Linked DNA regions of Homo sapiens: region 2 is linked to region 1. Evidence: chromatin contacts called from ENCODE Hi-C data. All regions are on one chromosome and are shown on one strand. Each heading gives the region's core, a stretch centred on a gene start or an enhancer-like site at or near the end of the contact. The rest is flanking DNA. Distances are from core to core; before and after follow the strand shown. Region 1 overlaps SNX10 (sorting nexin 10). Region 2 overlaps CREB5 (cAMP responsive element binding protein 5).

Region 1 (4,004 bases), core at 181-2,680:
GCACCCCGGCTTCTCCACCCGCCCCTCCCTGGTAACTCTCCCAAGTACCGGCTGCTCAATCCTCATGTGCTCCCCTCTATCCCAGGACCAGCAGAACCCAAATTGTCCTGGTCACTGTTATCTCCAGACAATAACCTACCAAGAAGTACCTAGAACCTAGGAATGTGACCAACCTCCTCCCCCTCATTTCCTAGCAAGACCTGCTTCTCTCCAGCTTCCTGCTCCTCATGCCTGTGGCTTTGCCGACCCCTCCACACTGACTTCCCCACTTTTTCTGACCTCCTACAAGGAGGGCCTTGATCATGAGTAAAGCCCTAACATTCCGGGCTCTTGCCTTAGCCTACCTCCTTCATTCCTGTTACCTAACCCTCTGCTTACCAACCCCCATGTGGCCACAGCCCTGGCCATGAAATGTAAGGCTAGAAGTTCCCTCTGACCACCAGGGCCTGCCCTTCCTGATCGCACTTCCTCATTCTCACCCAATCGGCTGTTCCACTTGAATGAAACCACTAGAGCCCTGACCCACCCTTCCCATCTCCCTGTGGACCTCCCGTCCTTCCACTGTGTCACATGCCCTCCCTCTGCACCCTCAGCTCCCTGTCCCACTGCCACACGAGCCACTTGTATCTCAGGGCCCTGAACCTGGATCAACCTAACATTTGTCTCCCCTATTTTCTCTCCTGTGCCGCCCACCACTGAAGAAAAATCCCGCCACGTCTGTGACTGGCTCCATGACCAGGTTACTAGTTTGCATCCTCCTCCCTTTGTAACGCTGTGATCATTGCCTGATGCCTTGTTCCTCAAGCAGGTTCCTCAAGCAGGTACACGGTATCAGCAACAAACACCACGTTACAAAGGGAGGAGGATGCAAACTAAGCAAACTAACGCTTGTTGAGTGGGAATCCAGGGTTCAGGAGAGAAGATCCCAGCAGACTCATCACTTACATAATAGTGAGAGAACACAAAGTAAACATCTAAGCAAATAAATGAACAAGATAATGAACAAGCTTAATGAGAAAAACAAAACTGGGTGATGTTTTTGAGAGTGACTACCAGGACTCGGTGAGGACTACTTCATATGTGGGTGGTCAGGGAAGGCTTCTCAGAGGAGGTGACATTTGAGCTGAAACCCGACAGAAGAAAGGAAACCAGGGACAAAACAGTCTGGGGAAGGAACACTGCGGGAAGAGTGGGCAGTGTGTGCCAAAGCCAAGGCCGAAAGAGCCTGGTATATCTGGAGAACAGAAGGAAACCAGTGTGCTGGAGTATGGGGGATGAGGGAGAGGATCTCAGAAAGAGAGATGTGGGCCGGGTCACACCGGGCCTGTGGACCACAGTGAGGAATGTGGAAGCCACTGGGGCACTTTCAGCAGGTGCATGACCTAACCTGACTTATGTTTTAACAGGATCCCTCTGGCTGCTGGGTGTGGAACAGACTGTAGGGGGCCAAAGCAGAAGCAGGGAGACCTGTTTGGAGATGACTAATGGTGCAGGCCAGAGGTGATGGTGGTCCAGACTGAGAAGCAGCAGTGGAGGTGTGTACAAGGGGAAGGAGGTATTGGCGTGTTTCCTCACTTATGCTTATCCAGTGGAGGGGAGAAAAATGAGGATGGGCAGCTATAAGGAGAGAGGAACCATAGCATGCATTCAAGAAGAATTCTCTGTGAGACATGTTGCAGGAGAAGGAGACAAACATTCCATGCAGCCTGGGGCCTGCAGCGAGGCCCATGATGGGAAAGAAGGCATTCTCCCCACTTCTGTACTGCCTACCCAAGGGCTGGCCTTGAAGTGCACAGACAGTGGCATATTCTTGGTGGGGCACATGGGCAGTTTCAGTGGTGAGGCATCACATGTGGCTTCCTAGCAGAAGCCACAGATTCCCTGTTGCCTTCCACTTTAATCAGGGCACTTCCCCAGTGGGCCACTGGCAGCCCTCTTCCCTTCCACTCTACACTCATTCTCTGGTTTGGCTACTTCCACTCCCATATCATGTACAAAGGTGTCCAGAATCAGAACTGCCTTTGAGGGTGAACTGGCCACCTCCTAGCGGTCTCTTCATGCGGACATTCTGCACACACCTCAAACTTACTGTGTCCAAACCAGGCTGGTAGACACATGATACCTTCTCCCTGCCCATCCACACCCTAGACAATTCTACTATCTTCTATGTTGCCCATTTTAATTAATGATGTCAGCATCCACACGGTGGCTCAAGCAAGAATCCTGGAAACTGTCATTGATTCCTTTCCAAACCCAACTGGTCAGCCAGCCCTTACAGTCCTCTCTCTAAACACCTCCTAAGTCCATTCCTGTCTCTCAGCCTCCAGTGTCACTGGCCTAGTTCGAGCTCTCATCAGTTCTACTCTTGACTCTAGCTGGAAGAAGGGTACATTCCATTGGTAGGGCCCAACATACTTAGCAAGTGGTTCAGTAAATGATTTTTGAATAAACAAGAAAAAGAATGTGGCCGGGCACCTCACGCCTGTAATCCCAGCACTTTGGGAGGCTGAGGTGGGTGGACCATGAAGTCAGGAGATCTGAACCATCCTGGCTAACACGGTGAAACCCTGCCTCTACTAAAAATACAAAAAAAAAATAGCTGGGTGTGGTGGCAGGCACCTGTAGTCCCAGCTACTCAGGAGGCTGAGGCAGGAGAATGGCGTGAACCCGGGAGGCGGAGCTTGCAGTGAGCCGAGATCATACCACTGTACACCAGCCTGGGGGATAGAGCGAGACACCATCTCAAAAAAAAAAAAAAAAAAAAAGAAAAGAATGCATGAATGAATACAATGAACAAATGAGTGATGAAATCAATGAATAAACCAAAAAAATTTTTATGTGCAGAGACAAAGAAAATTAAAACATATTCAGCCTAATGGAGGAGATGCAACCAAGCAGGTACAAGCATCAGGCAACAAACACAGTGTTACAAAGGGAGGCAAATGCAAACCAAAGAAACTAACATTTGCTGAGCATCTACCAGCTGTCAAGTGCTAAACCAGGCACTTCATAGACAGTGCAGTTCACACAGTATCACAAATGACATGCCCAGCAACCAGGTGATATATTGCACTCCAGATGAAGACACTAACGTTCAAAGAAGTTGAATAACTGTCCCCTGTCATCCAACACAAAGTAGCAGGGTTCAGACTCAAACCTAGGTCAGTAGGCCACAAATCGTGTGGTGGCTAGTGGACATATGCTTACTGGAAGGGCTGCACTTCAAAAGATAATTAACAAGACCCGGGCGCAGTGGTTCACGCCTGTAATCCCAGCACTTTGGGAAGCTAAGGCAGGTGGATGATCTGAGGTAAGGAGTTTGAGACAAGCCTAGCCAACATGGCAAAACCCCATCTCTACTAAAAATACAAAAATTAGCCAGGGATGGTGGCGCACACCTGTAATCCCAGCTACTCTGGAGGCTGAGGCACAAGAACCGCTTGAACCCAGGAGGCAGAGGTTGCAGTGAGCTGCGATCACACCTTTGCACTCCAGCCTGGGTGACAGAGCGAGACTCCGTCTCAAAAAAAAAAAAAAAAAAAGATAATTAACACAGAGACAGTGCTTCTAAAGGATAATCGCTGTTCTAAGCACTTTACATATATCCTCACAAAAATGGTCAGTTCATCTGGGTGCAGTGGCTCACACCTGTAATCCCAGAACTTTGGGAGGCTGAGGCAGGAGGATCACTTAAACTGAAGAGTTCAAGACCAGCCTGGGTAACATAGCAAGACCCCATCTCTTTCAAAAAATATGGAAAAATAAAATTATATTTAAAAAACAAAAACAAAAATGATAGGTACTAATATTATTCCCATTTCACAGTGAAGCAAACAGAGAAATGGAAAAGTTAACAGGTAATGTGTCAAAGGTCATATAGCTTTAAGCGACAGAATTGGGACTTGAACCCAGGCAGCCTTGCTCTGGTGTCCCAGTTGGCCATCACTAAAACCTTTCATTGCATTAATGAAGGAGGTAATATGGGAGGCATGGGTTCCAGGTGC
Region 2 (4,076 bases), core at 109-2,608, 2.5 Mb before region 1:
AAATTCATGGGGCAGCATCCAGTAGGAAAAGGAACTCTCACTTGAGAGTTGAGAATAATAGGGTTTGAGTTCCCAAGCTGCCATGCCAACCAAGTATAAAACACGATGGTTGAACTACTTCCAGAAAGTTCCTTCCAGAAAGAATTTTTTTTTATTCTACAAGCAATTCTGTGTCACCTTCTATTGAGAAAGCAAATTACCCAATTATCCAATGAAAGAGTCCATCTTGACTTTTATTCATTACTTAGCTACTTTCAATATGCTCAAATATGCTTATAATTCAGGTCTTATCTTTCATAAGGGAGCCAGTTCTAGCACCTCTTATGCTTCTAAATCTTAGTAGGGCAGATTCCAAAGCAACATTTATAGTTTCATTTTAGAGCAAAATTTTCTATGTCCATTTATGTGTCCATATTACTGAGAGAGCATCTACGGAGCCTTCATTATATTTCATAAGGGGCCTTTGGCTTAAGAAAGGTCAAGAATCACTATCCTAGAGAAAGAAGAATGAATTGTGTGCTGTGCACATGCATAATCATCTTAAGGATTCCATAGTGAAAGACTGATTAGTGTAGGAAATGCACAAATACTAGACTATATTTTAAGTAAAAACGCTTTTCAAGGGAACGTAAGTGGAATCACCTTGAATTCATTTTGGAAGAGAACAACCAGATAGCAAATGTTTCAAAATGCATACAAGAAATCAAATGTGGCCTGGAAGTCTAGTAGGGAAATAAAAACCAGGCCTTCTGGAGGCATTTTCTTACTCTGAATTACCTTGCTTTATAAATTGAGGAAAATCACCATTTTGTATTCCCCTATGAAGGTTATAATCAGAGTTTTAGGTCTTAATATAAAAGTATTTTGTAAATACAAGGTATTAATAATATGTATTGATTGTCTGGTGGAAATCAACTCTTCATTTTTTCATTTTTCTAAACGAATTTGAGTTTGCTCCTCTAAAGCAGTTAGCTGTTTAGCGACTGTAAGATCCAGTTGGACTGATCTATTTTTAAACCCATAGTTTGCCTTGGGATGAAGCAGCACGCCACAGAGATATTCAATACTACAAAAACATACTTTCAGCAAGCACTCCAACAAGTCCCTAATAGCTACATTTGCAGTGTTCAGCTTTGGGGATGTCATTATTTATATGATAAATCCACAATGCTTTTTGGTGTAAGCAGTAGTTTGTGCCAAAAAAATAATTATCAAAATGGGCTCTACAATATACCCTCCCCCAGCTTTTTTGTTTTGGTAGATTAGCTGAGACCAGGTTTGGTTCACTCTGAAACAAAGAACTTTCAATTTGTCAAGCAACAGTTCCCATCTGGCCTATTCGCTTGCCAAGTCCCAGACCTGGGCTCATGTGTCCAAAATTTCAGCAGCAACTTAGACCATGTGTCTTTGCACTAAAAAAGAAAAGCAATTATTTCCATGGGTGACCAGATGATTTCCATATCCTCTACTGAACACAGACGTTCTACTGAGTACCACATCAGCAGTCGATGAATTTAGAGCTGATCTTAGTCCCTTGGTATCAGAAAAAAGAACATGGATTTCTTTGGCTTACGGAGTTTCTAAAATAGAAGATCACAAAGAAGTGGGTTAGGTCAACAGGAGACTTCCCTGAGTCCTCATTCTGCCACCTACTTGTTGTGTGACATTAGGGAAGACCCCCCATTTCCCTAACCTCAGTTTCTTTCTCCACAAAATGTCAGATTAGGTGGTTTCTAATATTTTCCCCAATTCCTATACCTTTTTTGACCTCTTGGGCAGAGATGTGTTGTGAGACTAGGAAATGAAGTCTGGGAGTTTGATTTTGTTTTCTTAGGTCTGGTTTTTCCAATCTGAAATGCTGCAGCCTAACTAGAGGGTTCTACGCTGGAAAACAACTCAAAAGTGGCAGCTGGCCATCCAGACCTTGGATATTCCATTTGGCTGGAGTTTGTTTGCTTAGCACCTTCCATTTCTGTTTACTTAAAATTTGGCTCACTGGTCCAGCCTCAAGAGAGACACCTTTTTCTTTTGACAAAGGTCCAGTGAGAGGGAAAGGGTCATTCAAAGGTAGCGGAATCTGCAGCATCCTCTCCAGCATCCCGGGGCCTGATGCAGGACACTCAGCTTCACAGAGAACACTGGGTGGTTGTGGCTTCTGTCCCTCCAAGGCAAAGCAGTGGTTGGAAAATATCAACAATTTAGTCTGTTCAGAGACTGTCCCTTTTTTGGGTACTGTTTTAACTACCAAAAGATATTGGTGCCTGTTACATGAACTCAGTAGGATCTTTTTTTCTGGTTTTGGGAGCTAGAGTTCTAGTTTCTTTTTTTCCTTAGCCATTTGGCTCTAAAGAAATGTGAAAAAAAATCAGTGCATTAGGGTCTAGCGAAGGGTAAATTTACCTTGTATGTTCTGTAAAAGCAATCATAAATACGCATATGCCAAGTCACGAACACCTCTGGCCTCAAAGTCTGTGGACATCTTTACTTTCCTGGCTCTCTGCTATGATCCTTCCATGTTTGCATGCATTAGGATCACAGTCAATACCCTGAAGGAATTCTGCAAAGACTCATTTTAGTTAAAACTGATTTAAAGCCTTGGCAGCTGATATGTGCCAGCTGGCTATTTTTGGCTCCTTCATCTAAGCAGTGGTTTACAACTAAGGCTGACTTTGCCACCCAACCTCCCTTCCCAACCACCACCAGGGGACATTTGGCAATGTCTGGAGACTCTTTGGTTGTCATAGTTGGAAGATGTGCTCCTGACATATAGTGGGTAAAGGCCAAGGATGCTGCTAAATAGCCTGCAATGCACAGGGCACAACAAAGAATGATCAAGCCCGGAAGTCAATAGGGCCAAGATTGAGAAAACCTACATGTTTGCATCATCCTTCTGCAGACCTCAGAGATGGTGGCAAATTCCTGGGATTCCCCCCACTTCAGTTATTGCAGAACCACTGCGGTAATATTTACTAGGTTCACATATACAAGAACTTTTATTTACTTAACATGTTTGTGCAAATTAACTCAATTTTGAATGATTTAGCCTTCTTACTAATATCTTTGAAACTGCAGATTTGATCTTCTAATTATATTTTTCAATACACATCAAAATTAAAATATGATTATTAATGTTAAAAATGCTTGGCTGGGCATAGTGGCTCACACCTATAATCCCAACACTTTTGTAGGCCGAGGTGGGAGGGTTGCTTGAGCCTGGGAGTTTGAGACCAGCCTGGGCAAGATAATAAGACCTTGTCTCTAGAGAAAAAAAATTAGCCAGGCATGGCGGTGTGCACCTTGGGAGGCTGAGGTGGGAGGAACACTTGAGTCCAGGAGGTCAAGGTTGCAGTAAGCTGCCCTCCAGCCTGGGCAATGGAGTGAGGTCTGTCTTTTTTGAGACAAGTCTCAAAAAAGAAAAATGCTTAACCACATTCTACCTAAAAGTTTTTCAGATACTACTGTGCCTGTCAGATTCTACAAGTGGCTTTAAAGGTGGTTGAGTCCAGCCATTTCTCTGGTGGCTTGACTCCCTGCAATCACATCCTTGCCAAGTGGTCAAGCAGCCAATTCTTAGACACTCCAGCTATGAGGAATTCATTCATTTATTTAACAAATGGTTACTGAGTGTAGACACTATACTATAAACAGGGGAACCCATTCATTTATTCAACAAATAAGTTACTGAGTGTAGACACTACACTATAAACAGCAGATAGATAGATAGTGGGCGGAGGGAGTAGTAAGAGACAGTCCCAATCTTCCCGCGGCATACAAGTTAGTGGGGGAATCATTATCTTATTTTCCTCACATCTGCTATATGTTTCCCAGTTTCTTTCTCATCATGTCTATCACAAAAAGAATGACACATTTAGGGGGAAAAATGAACATCCATAAATTATGAAATTCAGGCCCTCATACAACACATGCTTTCCTTATATACTTTCAATTTGTACACTGGAAACCCCAAGCCATCTCCATTTAATGAAACTGGATATGCAAAGGCTTTGGGGTTTGGCACCCTAACTGTTCCTTTCTAAGGATGCACAGAGAACTAGGTGTGGGAAGAAGATAAAAGT

Evidence for each region. A loop is a pair of places that touch in the nucleus more often than their neighbours do. Pooled maps may share reads with other maps.
Region 2: a loop to region 1 is called in a map with no recorded cell type, with 13 times the contacts of the local background. The contact joins two enhancer-like sites. A Hi-C loop is called at or near these places in 2 of 37 single-sample maps with no recorded cell type and 2 of 50 pooled maps.

What each region holds. Positions count from the first base shown.
Region 1 is chr7:26,326,488-26,330,491 of GRCh38, reverse strand. All of the region lies in intron 1 of SNX10 (sorting nexin 10), which reads right to left. Among named protein-coding and RNA genes, the nearest start is that of SNX10, 37 kb to the right of the region's middle. Within about 2 kb of position 1,430, at least 6 of the 41 ENCODE cell types and tissues checked have a DNase peak (open chromatin) inside an H3K27ac peak, as active enhancers do.
Region 2 is chr7:28,810,738-28,814,813 of GRCh38, reverse strand. The region is part of intron 9 of CREB5 (cAMP responsive element binding protein 5); the gene reads right to left. Among named protein-coding and RNA genes, the nearest start is that of TRIL, 150 kb to the left of the region's middle. Within about 2 kb of position 1,358, at least 3 of the 41 ENCODE cell types and tissues checked have a DNase peak (open chromatin) inside an H3K27ac peak, as active enhancers do.